Linked DNA regions of Homo sapiens: region 2 is linked to region 1. The links are chromatin contacts, found by Hi-C in ENCODE. All regions are on one chromosome and are shown on one strand. The core of a region is the stretch at or near the end of the contact, and the rest is flanking DNA. Distances in the headings are between cores, read along the strand shown. Region 1 has its middle 200 kb from the start of MIR4422. Region 2 has its middle 360 kb from the start of MIR4422.

What was found. A loop is a pair of places that touch in the nucleus more often than their neighbours do. Pooled maps may share reads with other maps.
Region 2: a map of PC-9 shows a loop between it and region 1 (13-fold over the local background). The contact joins two enhancer-like sites. A Hi-C loop is called at or near these places in 3 of 168 maps with a recorded cell type or tissue (PC-9, aorta and ascending aorta) and 5 of 50 pooled maps.

Annotation. Positions count from the first base shown.
Region 1 is chr1:55,425,350-55,432,705 of GRCh38, forward strand. No RefSeq gene overlaps it. Among named protein-coding and RNA genes, the nearest start is that of MIR4422, 200 kb to the left of the region's middle. RefSeq lists an enhancer at 3,343-4,542. Within about 2 kb of position 3,847, at least 13 of the 41 ENCODE cell types and tissues checked have a DNase peak (open chromatin) inside an H3K27ac peak, as active enhancers do.
Region 2 is chr1:55,577,045-55,584,400 of GRCh38, forward strand. No RefSeq gene overlaps it. Among named protein-coding and RNA genes, the nearest start is that of MIR4422, 360 kb to the left of the region's middle. Within about 2 kb of position 3,992, at least 8 of the 41 ENCODE cell types and tissues checked have a DNase peak (open chromatin) inside an H3K27ac peak, as active enhancers do.

The sequences.
Region 1 (7,356 bases), core at 2,597-5,096:
AGCCATTATGAACTTTGTAGACTGTTTTCCATTCTGTGAGAGGACCACAGTGGGGCAGATGGTTTGGGGAAACAATTTCCTGGGTCCTGAAGGTGGCTATGCAGTTGCTGGATATCCAGTTGGCTGTCAAGGTGTCTAATAGGCAAGGATCACAAACTTCTGGAGCTCCTGCCACATGGGGCAGGCTTTTCTGCTTTGCCTGGATGGGCCCCAGAAGGCTTTTCAACAGGTTTTGTAATCAGCAGGGTGAACTGCCCTTGGAGAAAACTCTAGTGCCAATCTTGCTCTGGAATAAATCCTAGAGGTTGGATGCACTGATTGTTGGGGGAGACAGAAATGCGAACAGCGAGTGCGCTGGGTGTGGGCTGCTCTCCACCTAGGGCCTCAGAGAACTCGCCCCTCCCTCCATCCCTGTCTCTGGCCTCCCGTCCTCAAAAGCCTTCCCTCCCTCCCCTCCCTACCCCTCCCTTCCCCAACCGCACTCTGTCCCCCATCTCCCGCATGCTTTTCCTTCTTAGTATTTACCCCAATTCATGGATTTCCCATGTTACCCCAGTTGTTTTCTTCCATGATTAGAATGTCAGTTCCATGGGAAGGGGGTTTAATCTGTGGAATCCCAGGCACATTTGTAAAAATGGGGAAATCAAAACCCATTTCCCAGTGTTGTTGGAAGGATTAAATGAGGTAACATTTGGAAAACATATAGTTCCTGACATGTAGTAGATACTTAATAAATGTTCATTTATTTTCCTTTCCCTTTCCCTCAGAGACTATTCTGTACTTTGGACAGGTTTTTGATTAAATATTTGTGCAATGAATGAATAGGTGTGCTTCAGTCTCCTTATCCGTAAAATGGGCTAACAATACTATCTAGCTTATGGTTATGGTAAAGATCAACTAAGATAAACAGTAGGAAGCTCTTAGCACAGGACACCATTCCTGGTCTTATGTGCATGTTACATGTGCTTACCTGTGCTTGCATGCATGTTACATGAGCTTACCTGTGCTTGCATGCATGTTACATGTGCTTACCCGTACTTACATGCATGGTAAGTACTCAGTAAAGGTGAGCAAAGGTGCCGATGATACTGCCGATGATATTGAGATAGGGAAGCTCTGGACACTGGGGCAGGAAGCTGTTAAACTGCTTGAAAGGAAAAAGGAAGTCAGAAAAATCTTGACTATGACCCACATCTTCCTCGTCCCCAGGGTCCAACACAAGGCTTAAAACACCACAGGTAAATGAATACAGAAATGTATGAATGAATCTTATTCAGGAGCACAATGTAATTCACACACAGGGCTTCTGCCCTATCAGCTCCTGGGCAGATGCTGGGTTATAAAATTTTAATAGTTTCTATAGCTGAGTGGGTACTGACTAGCTCCTAGAACCGGCTGTTCTACACTTTCCCCTTCTCCCCAGACAGAGTACTGCTGTCCACTCAGCTACAGATGCAGAAATGTAAACAAAGAAGCTTAGCTGGCCTAAAGTAGGGATTGCTGGAACCAGGGAGATATACATGTCCTTGGCTGACATTTCGATCTGAGGCAGTGGTTAGGGCTCCAGGAACACACACCTGAGTCTCTGGTATTGAGCTGTCTGAAATTAAGAGAGGAGCAGTTGGAAAGAGCCATGGTCCACAAGACAGGAAAACAGATTATCACAATACAGTCTGATAGGGTTGGAGACAATGTGAGAGCACGGGGTGGGAATGGCTTATCCTACTATCATTAGCACTGTGTCTGCAGGGTTGAGAAATAAGGGCTTGTTCGTCCTTCCCTAAAGGGAGCTCTCAGCCTCAAACTTGAAGTTGGGTTCTGGGTCTGTAGGCTGTTTGGGAAGAGGCACTGCACTTCTGCTTTGTGGTTCCTGCAACATCTTCCATGGGATCATGCAGGCTCCGGATAGGCATCCTCTTCCCTTTCTAGGTGCATCCCTTGCTGCTCCCATTCTATGCCTCATATGTCAGCTAACCAGGCAGTTCCCTGTATCCCAGGCAAGAGTCCACCTACCCACCTCCTCCTCTTGTACTGCTTAATGGAAAGAACATGGGCTTTGGAAACAGAGACCCGTTTCTAAGCCCCTCCAGGATTCATCTCTAAAACTGGGGGTACGGGGGAGGGCTATCTATCAGGGGTGTTGTAAACATTAGCAATGCTGTGCCTAGATCACCTAAACTTAGCATTCAATAACTCTTAGTAATTATTATGGTTTTAAGTACAATACAAATTTTTATTTAAAACTAAATTCTTTAGTATCATAAGCATAGCATTCGAGTTAAAAAACAAACTGCAATCTCAGTCTGCAAACAAGTCCAGAAAAGATTTATTTAAAAAGTCTGAAATTCAGCATTCCACCTCTGTAGTGGTTGGGCACCATATTTTGTACCAAGCACAGCTCATAAATATTCTATCACGGAGGTTGACACACAGGAATGCACCGCAAGATACAAATGCTGCAGTTTGTTCTTCTAGAAGTCTCTTTTAAATGCCTTGCCTGTTGTGCAGAGGGCTCAGGAGTGTCCTGGACTCACAGTCTCAAAGCTCCAGAGATGAACGTGTGGGTTTGTTTGGCTCTCTCCCCTTTCAGCCCTTGCAAATGGAGGCATGAACTAGAAGCAGCACTGTCTTTGTGCCCCCAAGAAAGCCCCACCCTGATTTTCACTAATCAATCACTGAGGCTGTTGATCTTTAGCACTGCTTTCTTTAATGTGTTTGTTATCTGTGAGGCTGGATGGGGCATTAGAATTTTCATCCTTCTGTTAGACGTCATATCTGCCCCGTTTATCCCATTATCATGGGATATTAATTACTTGAAAGATTGTGTTTCTTCTATTTCCTGGCCCACTGGGGTCTTTAGGGTTGGGGACACTGGGGAGCCCATGGATGCTAGCTGCTAGGCTGCTGTGGCTGTGCCGGCCATGGGACAGCATGGGGCAGCAAGTGTGGACAGTGATGCAGGGCCCTCCCTTTCTTTGTGCTGTACTGAAGCAATGGCTGTTGAGAATCTGCAGCTGGGAGGATTTCACTGACAGTTGCTGGGACAAACATTTATTGACCTCCTTCAGGAAGGTCAATTCCTGGCACAGGCTCCCCTTCTTCTACGCCTTTTACCCATGCTATCTCTTCAGCCTTGGAATATCCATCTCCTTTTCTGTGCTTATTAAAATCCTACTTATCGTTTAAAATCCAAGTCGGATGCTGTCACCTCCTTGTAGATGGAGGGTCCCTCCTTGTGCTCCTTTGGGCACCATATGCTTCTTGAGTGTGGAAGCACCCATATTGTATGCAGCTTCAAAATAAGGGTCTAGTCTGTGCCTGAGCTGTAGAGACTTCTTTGTCTGGAGTCTTCCCCTTCTACCAAATCCCCTTCCACTGGGTTTTTTTTTAGTCTTTAGCTCTAAACTGAGCAATGATTTAATCCAGGAGGCCTTTCTTGATGCCAGACAAATGAGACCACTCTCCTCTGTGCTACCTCATCAGAGCACTTCTCATCATTTTCACCAATTGTCTGTTCAATTGTCTTTCCTCCCTGCTGGAAAGTCAGCTATGGGGAAGACAGAAAGCCTGCTTGTTTTGTTTACTGCTGTATTCTTAGTACCTAATCTCCCTCCAGGCCTGTAGTAAGTGCTCAGTAAATACTGAATGAATGAATGAATGAATGAGAGCATCTGGATTCAGGTCTCAGTGCTGCCCCTTATTATCTGTGTGACCTCAGAAAAGTCAATCTCCTAGATCCCTCCCAGCTCTGACATTCTGCTATTAATATTTTGCTACCTCTTTTACCCGGTATCTACAGCTCATGTCCTGGCCCACCCAGCATGAGTCATGCCTCAAGAACCTCAGGCACTCGCTCACTCCAAGGATTTTCCATTCTTTGGAGAACCTTTCACTCTTCAAATATTGTCTTTCTGATGTGGTCCTTGGCAGCGTCATAGATCTCTCCAGCTCACGCAGGTCGGGTCCCTTGATGGGATCAGGCTAGGTCAGCGTAGATGCCTTATCTACTCACTCTGTTCCTGGAAGTCTGGGCTTTGTGCATTCCCATAAAGGGCCCCAGAAGAGGGTGGGATCTGAGCCCGTGATGGACCATGCTGTATGTTGGTGCAGCCCAAGGGGAGGGAAAGCTGTGACTCAGTGTTTGTAAAATGTTAGCTTGTGGAGTGAGTAAGACCAGACCAAGGCTGACTGTTTTGGGAAGTGGTGAGTTGGGTTAATTGAAATTGGAGCCCAAAAGCCAAGGTCAATTCCTGCCATGGTGGCTCTCACTTCCTAGCTGTGCCCTATTACCATGTAATTTAATCTCTCCAAACCCCAGTTTCTTTATCTGTGAAATGGCTACATTAACACCCAGCCTACTCACCCCCTAGCAAGATTTAGAAGTGCTGGAGGGCACATATTTTCATATGGGTGCATATTGAATACATACTATATGACACAAACTTCATATCTGTTATTTAATCGAATTCTCAGAACAGCCCTGCATGGTTGACAGTTCAGATAAGATTCTGGCCTCAGCTCTGGGTTTCAATACAGCAATGTTTCCCCAGTTGTGTGTTGGATCACACCTTTCCGCTGGGCACGCTCTTTCCCACCCGAGGTTAGGAAATATAGGTTTTTGTGGTCAAACATGTTTGTTTAATCCTACATTGGGACCCACTGGTGTACAGTAATTAGGATTTAAAGGGAAAAGATCTAGCCACCCCAGAACTCTCAGTCTTATGCTCAGCAGCCTGGAGTTGGGCTCCCCAGTGTTTCAGTTGTTAGGCAGGGCAGCCATCCCCTGCAGACAGGGCTCCGTCTGTGATGCCTGGGAAGGGGCATCACCAGTTGGGGTCTTTGACTCAACTTCAGTGTCATGAAGGATTTCTGCATTTACATTTTGTTTTGAAATTGTGCGGGAGGCGGGTGGGATCTGGCAAGATGGCCGAATAAGAACAGTTCCGGTCTGCAGCTCCCAGTGAGAACAACATAGAAGGCAGGAAATGTCTGCATTTCCAAGTGAGGTACCCAGCTCATCTCACTGTGACTGGTTAGACAGTGGGTGCAGCCCATGGAGGGCGAGCCAAAGCAGGGTGGGGCATCGCCTCACATGGGAAGTGCAAGGGGTCAGGGAATTCCCTCCCCTAGCCAAGGGAAGCTGTGAGGGACTGTGCCATGAGAGATGGTGCTATCCGGCCCAGATACTACACTTTTCCCACAGTTTTTGCAACCCACAGACCAGGAGATTCCCTCGGGTGCCTACACCACCAGGGCCCTGGGTTTCAAGCACAAAACTGGGCAGCCAATTGGGCAGACACTGAGCTAGCCGCAGGAGATTTTTTTTTCATAGCCCAGTGGCACCTGGAATCCCAGCGAGACAGAACCGTTCACTCCCTTGGAAAGGGGGCTGAAGCCAGGGAACCAAGCGGTCATGCTCAGGGGGTTCCACCCCCATGGAGCCCAGCAAGCTAAGATCCACTGGCTTGAAATTCTCACTGCCAGCACGGCAGTCTGAAGTTGACCTGTGACACTAGAGCTTGGTGGGGGTAGAGGCGTCTGCCATCACTGAGGCTTGAGTAGTCAGTTTTCCCCTCACAGTGTAAACAAAGACACTGGGAAGTTTGGACTGGGTGGAGCCCACTGCAGTACTGCCAAACTGCTGTAGCCAGACTGCCTCTCTAGATTCCTCCTCTCTGGGCAGGGCATCTCTGAAAGAAAGGCAGCAGCCCTAGTCAGAGACTTATAGATAAAACTCCCATCTCCCTGGGACAGAGCACCTAGGGGAAGGGGTGGCTGTGGGCGCAGCCTTAGCAGGCTTCATCGTTCCTGCCTGTTGGCTCTGAAGAGAGCAGCAGATCTCCCAGCACAGTGCTTGAACTCTGCTAAGGGACAGACTTCCCCCTCAAGTGGGTCCCTGACCCCTGTGCCTCCTGACTGGGAGACACCTCCCAGCAGGGATTGACAGACACCTCATACAGGAGAGCTCTGGCTGGCATCTGGTGGGTGCCCCTCTGGGACGAAGCTTCCAGAGGAAGGAGCAGGCAGCAATATTTGCTGTTCTGCAGCCTCCACTGGTGATACCCAGGCAAACAGGGACTGGAGTAGACCTCCAGCAAACTCCAACAGACCTGCCGAAGAGGGGCCTGACTGTTAGAAGGAAAACTAACAAACAGAAAGCAATAACATCAACATCAACAAAAAGGACGCCCATGCAAAAATCTCATCCAAAGGTCATCAACATCAAAGATCAAAGTTAGGTAAATCCATGAAGATGAGGGAAAACCAGTGCAAAAATGCTGAAAATTCCAAAAACCAGAACACCTCTTCTCCTGCAAAGGAGCACAACTCCTCACCAGCAAGGCAACAAAATTAGATGGAGAATGAGTTTGACAAATTGACAGAAGTAGGCTTCAGGATGTGGGTAATAATAAACTCCTCTGAGCTAAAGGAGCATGTTCTAACCCAATGCAAGGAAGCTAAGAACCTTAATAAAAGGTTATAGGAACTGCTAACTAGAATAACCAGTTTAGAGAAGAACATAAATGATGTGATGGGGCTGAGAAACACAGCACGAGAACTTTGTGAAGCATACACAAGTATCAATAGCCGAATCAATCAAGTGGAAGATAGGATATCAGAGATTGAAGATCAACTTAATGAAATAAAGCATGAAGACAATATTAGAGAAAAAAGAATGAAAAGGAATGAACAAATCCTCCAAGAAATATGGGACTATGTGAAAAGATCAAACCTACGATTGACTGGTGTACCTGAAAGTGATGGGGAGAATGGAACCAAGTTGGAAAACACACCTCAGGATATTATCCAGGAGAACTTCCCCAACCTAGCAAGACAGGTCAACATTCAAATTCAGGAAATACAGAGAACACCACTAAGATACTCCTTGAGAAGAGTAACCTCAAGATACATAATCATCAGATTCACCAAGGCTGAAATGAAGGAAAAAATGTTAAGGGAAGCCAGAGAGTAAGGTCAGGTCACCCACAAAGGGAAGCCCATCAGACTAACAGCAAATCTCTCTGCAGAAGCCCTATAAGCCAGAAGACAGTGGGGGCCAATATTCAACATTCTTGAAGGGAACAATTTTCAACCCAGAATTTCATATCCAGCCAATCTAAGCTTCATAAGTGAACGGGAAATAAAATCCCTCAGCATTTGCTTGTCTGTAAAGGATTATGTCACCACCAGGCCTGCCTTACAAGAGCTCCTGAAGGAAGCACTAAATATGGAAAGGAAAAACCGGTACCAGCCACTGCAAAAACATACCAAAATATAAAGACCAACGAACCTATGAAGAAACTGCATCAACTAATGTGCAAAATAACCAGCTGGCATCATGAAGACAGGATCAAA
Region 2 (7,356 bases), core at 2,742-5,241, 150 kb after region 1:
GAACTGTAAAGACAACAACCTTGTTGAAGCAGGTTGTGTTATCATCCCTGTTGTGCAGATGAAGAGACTGAGGCTGAAAGAGCACAGAAAACTTGCCCAGGCCATTGTGTGGAAGAGCTTGTCTGACTCCAACCCCACACCTGTCCACACTACCATCCTGCCGCTTATCACCCAGCCCCCTTCTCTCCAGACACGGGGTTGATGGCCCTTACCCTGCTGCTGTACATAGGTGGTGTGAAGGTTAAGTGAAGAATTATTTTGCAAATTGCAAACAACATACCAGTACGTATCTGTGGAGTGTGATTATTATCAATAAAAATTATTGATTCCAGATAGAAAAATAATTTTAATAAATGAATGCCTCAGCCTCCCTGAAGTTGGCTTTATTTTTATAAAATATAAATCCTTAGATTTATTTGTGTTGTTTATTAGATGCCTAAGCCACAGATTGCTTCATACTCTAGTAACATTGAAAAGCAAAAACAATTAGGAAATGAGTCAATAACTTAGCAGCTGATTTTTAAAGAAACTTTTATTTTGTTGATCAAAGATTTCTTTTATAGTGGGTTGATTCTAGTACAGGCAAGCATTGGTAGGTCCAGATAGTTTTGAGGATATTAATTTCATTTTGGAAAATGGCTCAGACCGCACCCACATATCCAGGTGTTTCCAGGACTACGTGAAACCCAACAGGAGACCTTTTGTCTCCCTTCTTCAGAGCATTTTACAAAGCATATTTATCATCTCTGGAATGGTGGTGTATGGAGCCAGGCTGGGCGGCCAACAGGAGGAAAGGGTGGGTGGGAGGCACGCTTTGTTCCAGAATAGAGTGCCTTTCCTGGATGTCAGGAGGGTGGAAAAATGGCCCCTTCTAATAAACACAGATGGCCTGGGTGCATCCCTGAGTTTTTACTTTAAAAGGATAAAAAGTGAGCCGTACCTTCAATTGGAGACACATGGGAAGCCTGTTGGGCTCAAAGAGCTGGCTGCCCTGGGAGACAGGAGAGGCTGCCTTCCCGGGGCTCTCATCTTCATCATCCCTTCTCATCATCTTTTCCACACCTCTCTGCAGCCCTACCACCAATTCCCTGCCCTGAACCAGGCCCAAGATACCTCAGTTTCTCCCCGCTTTTACCCTCTCTGCTCTGTGTCTGTCATCGAATTACTTCATAGACCTCTGTGAGCCTTGGTTTCTTTCTGTGAAGCACTATAAAGCAGCAGTCCTGCAGGGAAGATCTGGGAGGTCAGTGAGATACTTTGTTCTGTGTAAGGTACTAGTCAGCACCCACCTTGGAAGTGCTGGGGAAAGCTTGGGACTTACAGCTTCTGCTCTTCACCTCCTAAGTCAATTGCATGGAGACAGGTGTTTCATACCACCTGACCCCTGAGTCTGTCTCTTCCTCTCTTTTCTATAATTGCACAAATCCCTAGGGCATTCTTTGTTTCATTTTATCCTCACATCAACCATGCTGGGAAGATCACTGTACTATTTACCTATTGCTATGTAGCAAATTACCCTAAGATGGAATGGTTTAGAAGAACAAGCATATATTACAATGGAAAGGACTTGGGATGATAATGATGTGTCAGTGTAAGTTCATTCATTTCTGAGAGTAGAGAGGTTGGGAGGGGCTTAGTTGGTTGGTTCTGGATCCGTATCTCTCATGAGGCTGCAGTCAAGCAGTTGGCTGGGGCTGCAGGCATTGAGGACTGGGTTGTCAATTTCCAAGCTCAAACTCACTCAAAGGGCTGGGGTTGGAGCAACTGGCAGGAGAGTTTTGCTACTGCCAAATGGGCCTCATCATAGTGCTGCTTATGACATAGCTGCTGGCTTCCCCCAGATACAGTGAAGAAAGAGAGCCACCAGAAGGAATGCTAGCCACACTATCTTTTATCACCTAATCTTGGAAGTGCTATAGCATCACTTCTGCCATATTCTGTTGGTCACACAGGCAACCCTGGTACTGCATGGCAGGGGACTCCACAAACTGTGGATACCAGGAGGTGGGGATTGTGGTGGCTGTCTTGGGGGGTGGCTACCATGGCCACCCAGAAAGTGAATGGCAGTACTAGCTGATCGCCTGTTTGTGCCCTGGACAGTAGGCCTGCCAGTCACTGATGTGTGGGAATGAAAAGATGCAATGCCTGGCAATGTGCCCAATAGGTATTTGATGAAGAAATAAAAGATTGGTTTTTCTAAAATAGTTCTGATTGGTTTTTTTGCTACTAAAACCATCAGCATTGTCTGATGGATTAAGTACAAATTTCTGACCCAGACATTTATAATCTTTCTGAATGTGGCCCTAGTCTCCAATTTCAGTTTCCAAACTCAAGTCTATGCTCATGTCACAGTTTCTGCCTGGGCTGCCCTTAAAGTTTTGAAATACAGCTCCTCTTCAAGGTCAAGCTAACTAACCCCACCTTCTTTGGTGTCCACGTCTCCTGTCTCCTTGCCCTTAGTAGCAGCCTCCCTGGTTCCTGATGGTGGTGCGCTTGCTCACTCAGGCATTCTATTGACCTTTGAAGTTGGTGCTCAACAACTTTGGCCAGAAAGGAAGTTTTCTGCAGAGACTGGCAATGTGTTTCTGACTATGTCTTACATATGTTTTTTTCCAATATAGCTTTTCTTGTACCTCCAGAGGACAGGCACATTTTTAATTTAAACACACCCCTAAAGGACTTGGCATACAGAAGTGACTGCCCATCTCTTGCAGGAAGTTCAGTCTCAAATTCCTTTCCTCCTACCATTTCATGAGTGACATGCCAGGCGGAATTTATTCAGATGAGGTCTTCCTACACTGGTAGAATGAATATTTTTGATTCCCTAAGTGAATTATTCATATAAACTTCAGAGTTGGAAAGTTTCTATACAGAGTCAGTGGGGAAGTATTTGTCTAAGATATCTACCCTACCTAGCCATTAATAAAATGTCCTACATTTAGATGCCACATATTTTATAGGAGTCACATATTTTATAACATCAAGATAGAAGCAAATAGATCCTTATAACAGAAAAGTTTTACAAGTTTTAAAATCAGAAAGTTCTAGATATCGAATTCCAACTGCAATACTTTCTAGCTGACCACTTTTGGTCAAACCACTCATTGCCATTTCACCAAAGATAAAACTGAGGTTTGGAGAAAGATGACTGTCAGCATATAACCTACATATAGTAGGAACACAATATTAATGTATATAAATGCATATATGTAACTTGATTGCCTCTGGGCTTCAGTTTCCTCTTTTATAAAATAGGAATTATAAAACGGGAATTAGATGTGGCATATATTACATATATGTACCACTTTAAAAGCTAAGCCTCAGTGTCTTAATCTGTACAATGGGGATTATTATCTCTACTCTCTCCATCTCATTTGATCCCCACAGTTGTGTGAGGTAAAGCAAGTGAAGCTTCTTTGTGGGGCACTTTCCTTTGTGATAATGCCCTTCATTAGTAGCCTGTAATCATGGTGTAGGGAAAGAGCACAGGCTCTGTGTTCTGGAAGTCCTGGATTCAAATCCTAGCTATTGAGCTTACTAATCATAGGGGAAATTAGCTAATTCCGGAATGTCTTTGATCCTTGGTTTCCTCCTCTGTAAATGGAATCCTGTCTGGAAGAGTACCCGGAACATGGCAGCACCTTTTCATTCACCGCTTTGTGCCACTTAGGTGTTGGTGTTTTTCCCGGTAATTGAGAGAATGGATGAGACGTATGAGTGAGTTTTCCCTATGGGACAGCATAGCAGTTTCTCATCCTACAGTTTCCAATTCGTGAATGGCTTTACTTTAACAAAATGACAGATAATGAGAGGGAAAGTAGTGTTTGAATGCTTAGACGCCTGTTCTCTCCAATGTCGCAATGTTGTCAAGAACTATCTTTATTCCCTGATTGTCCTGGAGAAGAGAAACATAAAAGCCTTATTCATAGTTTTAATTCTCATTCCAGAGAGGAACAGTGGGTTCTTTCTCCAGTTGTTCTGTCCTTACTGGGGAGGAGCCCAGGGACATATTTCACAGCTAAGTCAACTGCTTTTCTTCAAATTCAGATTTAATCCTTGAGTGAAATGAGTCACTGGCTCATCCAGTTAAGATCATCACCCACTTTCCTAACAAAACTTCTCTTCAAAGAAGGACTCGCTCATCCATCAGGTATTTATTTAGCACTCACTACATAGTAGATACTGTTTTGGCAGCTTGGAGCAACAGAGCAGGAAATAAGAGAGGCAACTAGAGCAGTGTTGTATGGTGGAAAGAACTCTAGTTCTGGTGCTGAGAAACTTGGCTTCACCTCCTGGTCTCGGAACTTACTTTCTGTGCAGCTCTTTGAATCTGGGGTATAACAGATGCCTGTTTCACAGGATTGTTTTTATTTATTTGTTTATTTATTTAATTTTTTTGAGATCAAGTCTCGCTTTGTCATCCAGCCTCCTGAGTAGCTGGGATTACAAGCATGCGCCAACATGCCACTAATGCCCAGCTAATTTTTGTATTTTTAGTAGAGATAGGGTTTCACCATATTGGCCAGGCTGGTCTCGAACTCTAGACCTCAAGTGATCCACCTGCCTTGGCCTCCCAAAGTGCTGGGATTACAGGCATGAGCCACTGCGCTTGGCCCCATAGGACTGTTTTGAGGCATGTGGTATTCTGGCTAGACATCTGAGGTTCAGACGGACTTCGGATACAATCCCAGCTATGCCACTTAAGATCATGTGGCCTTGGGCAAATCACTTCACTTCTTTGAACCTCAGTTTCTTCATCTACAAAACAGAAATAATAAGGCATCTCTTGGAAGACTGTTGGGATGGTTCAGAGCTAAGAGCAGCAAATGAAAGAGTTTTGTGAAATTCAAGGCAGGGAGAAGATTTTTCCAGGCCAAACTGAAATTCCTTCTGATGTTTCTAGCTTTTCCTGAGGTTCTTTCACACATTTCTTAATTAGACCTGCCTGAAGCAGGCTGCAAGAAGACTAGAATCTTTGTCTTTGTTTCTTCCATTACTCTTTGAAACAGATCCTTGGTGGCTAAAACCCAGAGTGAAAACAAAGTAACTTATCAAGGTAACTTTTCAGCCTGCTTGCCCTTGTCACGGGTCTACCCTGGACAAGGGTGGGCCCTTCTGGCTTTGCTCTGCATGTGAAGTCCTGTGCTTTTATGACCCAGGAGATCACTGTCCCTCCTCTCCAGCTCTTGCTATCAGGTCATTTCAGCAAATGTCTCTCAGGGGCGTTCCCTCTAGATGGGGCCAGAGTTTCCCTTCTTTGGCTCATCCTGCATATGCAAATACATCTACTGAATCCTGGCATTCTAAACTGTGGGTAGTCTGGGCCCAATAGCCTTTTAGGGCAGGGCACTGTGAGTCAATAATGGAAAGTTAGAGTCGCTGGTGTCCTGGATCTAAGTGTCTCCATCCCTCCACCCATTAGAGAGGGCGGAGGCCTCTCTAAGGCTCTGCAAAAATTTTCCATATGGCAGGATATAGAAGCACACTCCAATGGAGCCCAAACCTGCTCTGGAGTTGGCCTGATGGCAGAACTAAGGGCTCGGTGATCCTTCTAGGGCTCTCTTGGCTAGAATTGATACACATGGACCTTTTTTGAGGGGCAATGGAAGGAGGAAGGAATCAATGCATGGCTGAGAGCCGAACAGAGGGTCAAGGATGTTAGGGAGGGTGAAGGGATTGTGTGGCATCTGTGTCCCTGCTGTCTGGAAAGCTGGGACATGATGGGTAGATGGTGGATATTCATAAGGCATGGAAGTGAGAATTGATTCACTGGTGCAAAAGCAGGGGCATTTTTCACCATTAATTTCCAGTTATCACGAGCTTTTATAGCACTGATTTTACAGGGCCACACTGTCAGTTTTTCAAGTCTGATGCCTACTTGGGAGATTATTCCAAGCTTTTCTCTCTGAAAGCCTCAGTTTCCTCATTTGTAAAATGGGAATGACAATAATTCTTGCCTCAGATCCTGGGTGCAGAAGTCAAGTTGGATGTCAACATATGAAACTCTTCAGAAACTCTAAACCCTGGGCAGTTATTGGAAATCTAGAAGGAATGAAACTAGCTTGTGAAAAGCCTAAGGGAAAAAGGGAAAGGGGCAGTTATACCTGTGTCAGATAGGCTCATGAATGGAAAACTTGGCTGCAAGTGGACCTCTTTGTTCAAAACAGAACATTCCTACTTATTAGCTGATTCTTGAAGTGGTCACTTCCACAGGCGTCCACTGTGGTTCTGGTCAGTGGAGGCCTCAGCATGCGAACATTCGCCAGGATGGCAGATTTTGAGCCTGTTGGTGACACCTGGGTCATCACAAACTTAGCGAAACTCTTTCTTCCCATGAAGGGAGATTGATTCCAGAATCTAAGTTTGGGCCAGCAGGTTATTTGAAACTAGCTCTGGGTGTCTTAGAAATACATGGGGAGGAAGAACAAAACGTTTGTCTTCTTTGAGCTTTTGATGGGAAGGCCTTTGAGCCTCTTCCTTTTCTTTTCCTTCCCTGCACCCCCAGGCTCCTTTAGAAAAAAAGGTTTATTGTGAGCTCATAGAATCATAAAATTTTGGACCTGGTTCCTGGTGGGAGGACCTTGGGTTCATTGAATCCAATCCTTCCATGGTACAGCAAAGGAAATGTGGGTCCAGAGTAGGAAGGATGTGTACCTGAGGTAGCACAGCCTTGTCATGTTGGGAGACAACTCGTTTCCTGCTTCTTAGTGAAGATCCTTCAGTCAACTAAGAAGTGGGTCCAAACTCTCCTCTCACCCTTAGGATAACTCTCCAGGCATATAGGATTTCTTGGACCTTCATATTGAGTTTCTTAGGGAGACAGAGCAGTGAGCCATCTGAGGCTTTGTGTTCTCTGCTGCTCCCGTTGTCTGAGTCCTGTGGCCGCTGAGCCCTGCTGCCACTCTTCCCGTCCCAGACTCAGTTACTGCCACCAGGGCTTGGACTGAGGTGAAGCAAGAAAGGAAGCCATCTGCCTGGGCAATTACAGGAACTTGAGAAGAAGGCTTCCTTAAATTTTCACCCTAGGCCCTTCACTTGCCTCACCCTGATGCCAGCCTTGACCTCTTCTGGCATTCCGCAAACGTGTCATGCCCTCTCCCACCTCAGGACTTTTGTGTTTGCTGCTTCTTTTTGGCCTGGAACATTCCATCCCTGAGAGCTGTGTGGCACCCTCACTGCCTTCTGTCTGGGCTCTAAGATCACCTTGGAGGGAACTTCCCTGAGGTGGGGTGGCTGTGTCTTCTGTTTATCCCTCACCCAGTTTTATTTTTCACCCCAGCACTCAACAACTCCTGACACGTTTGTTTACTTCTTGCCTTGACCCTCCATGTGGTATGAATGACGGCCCCTGAAAGT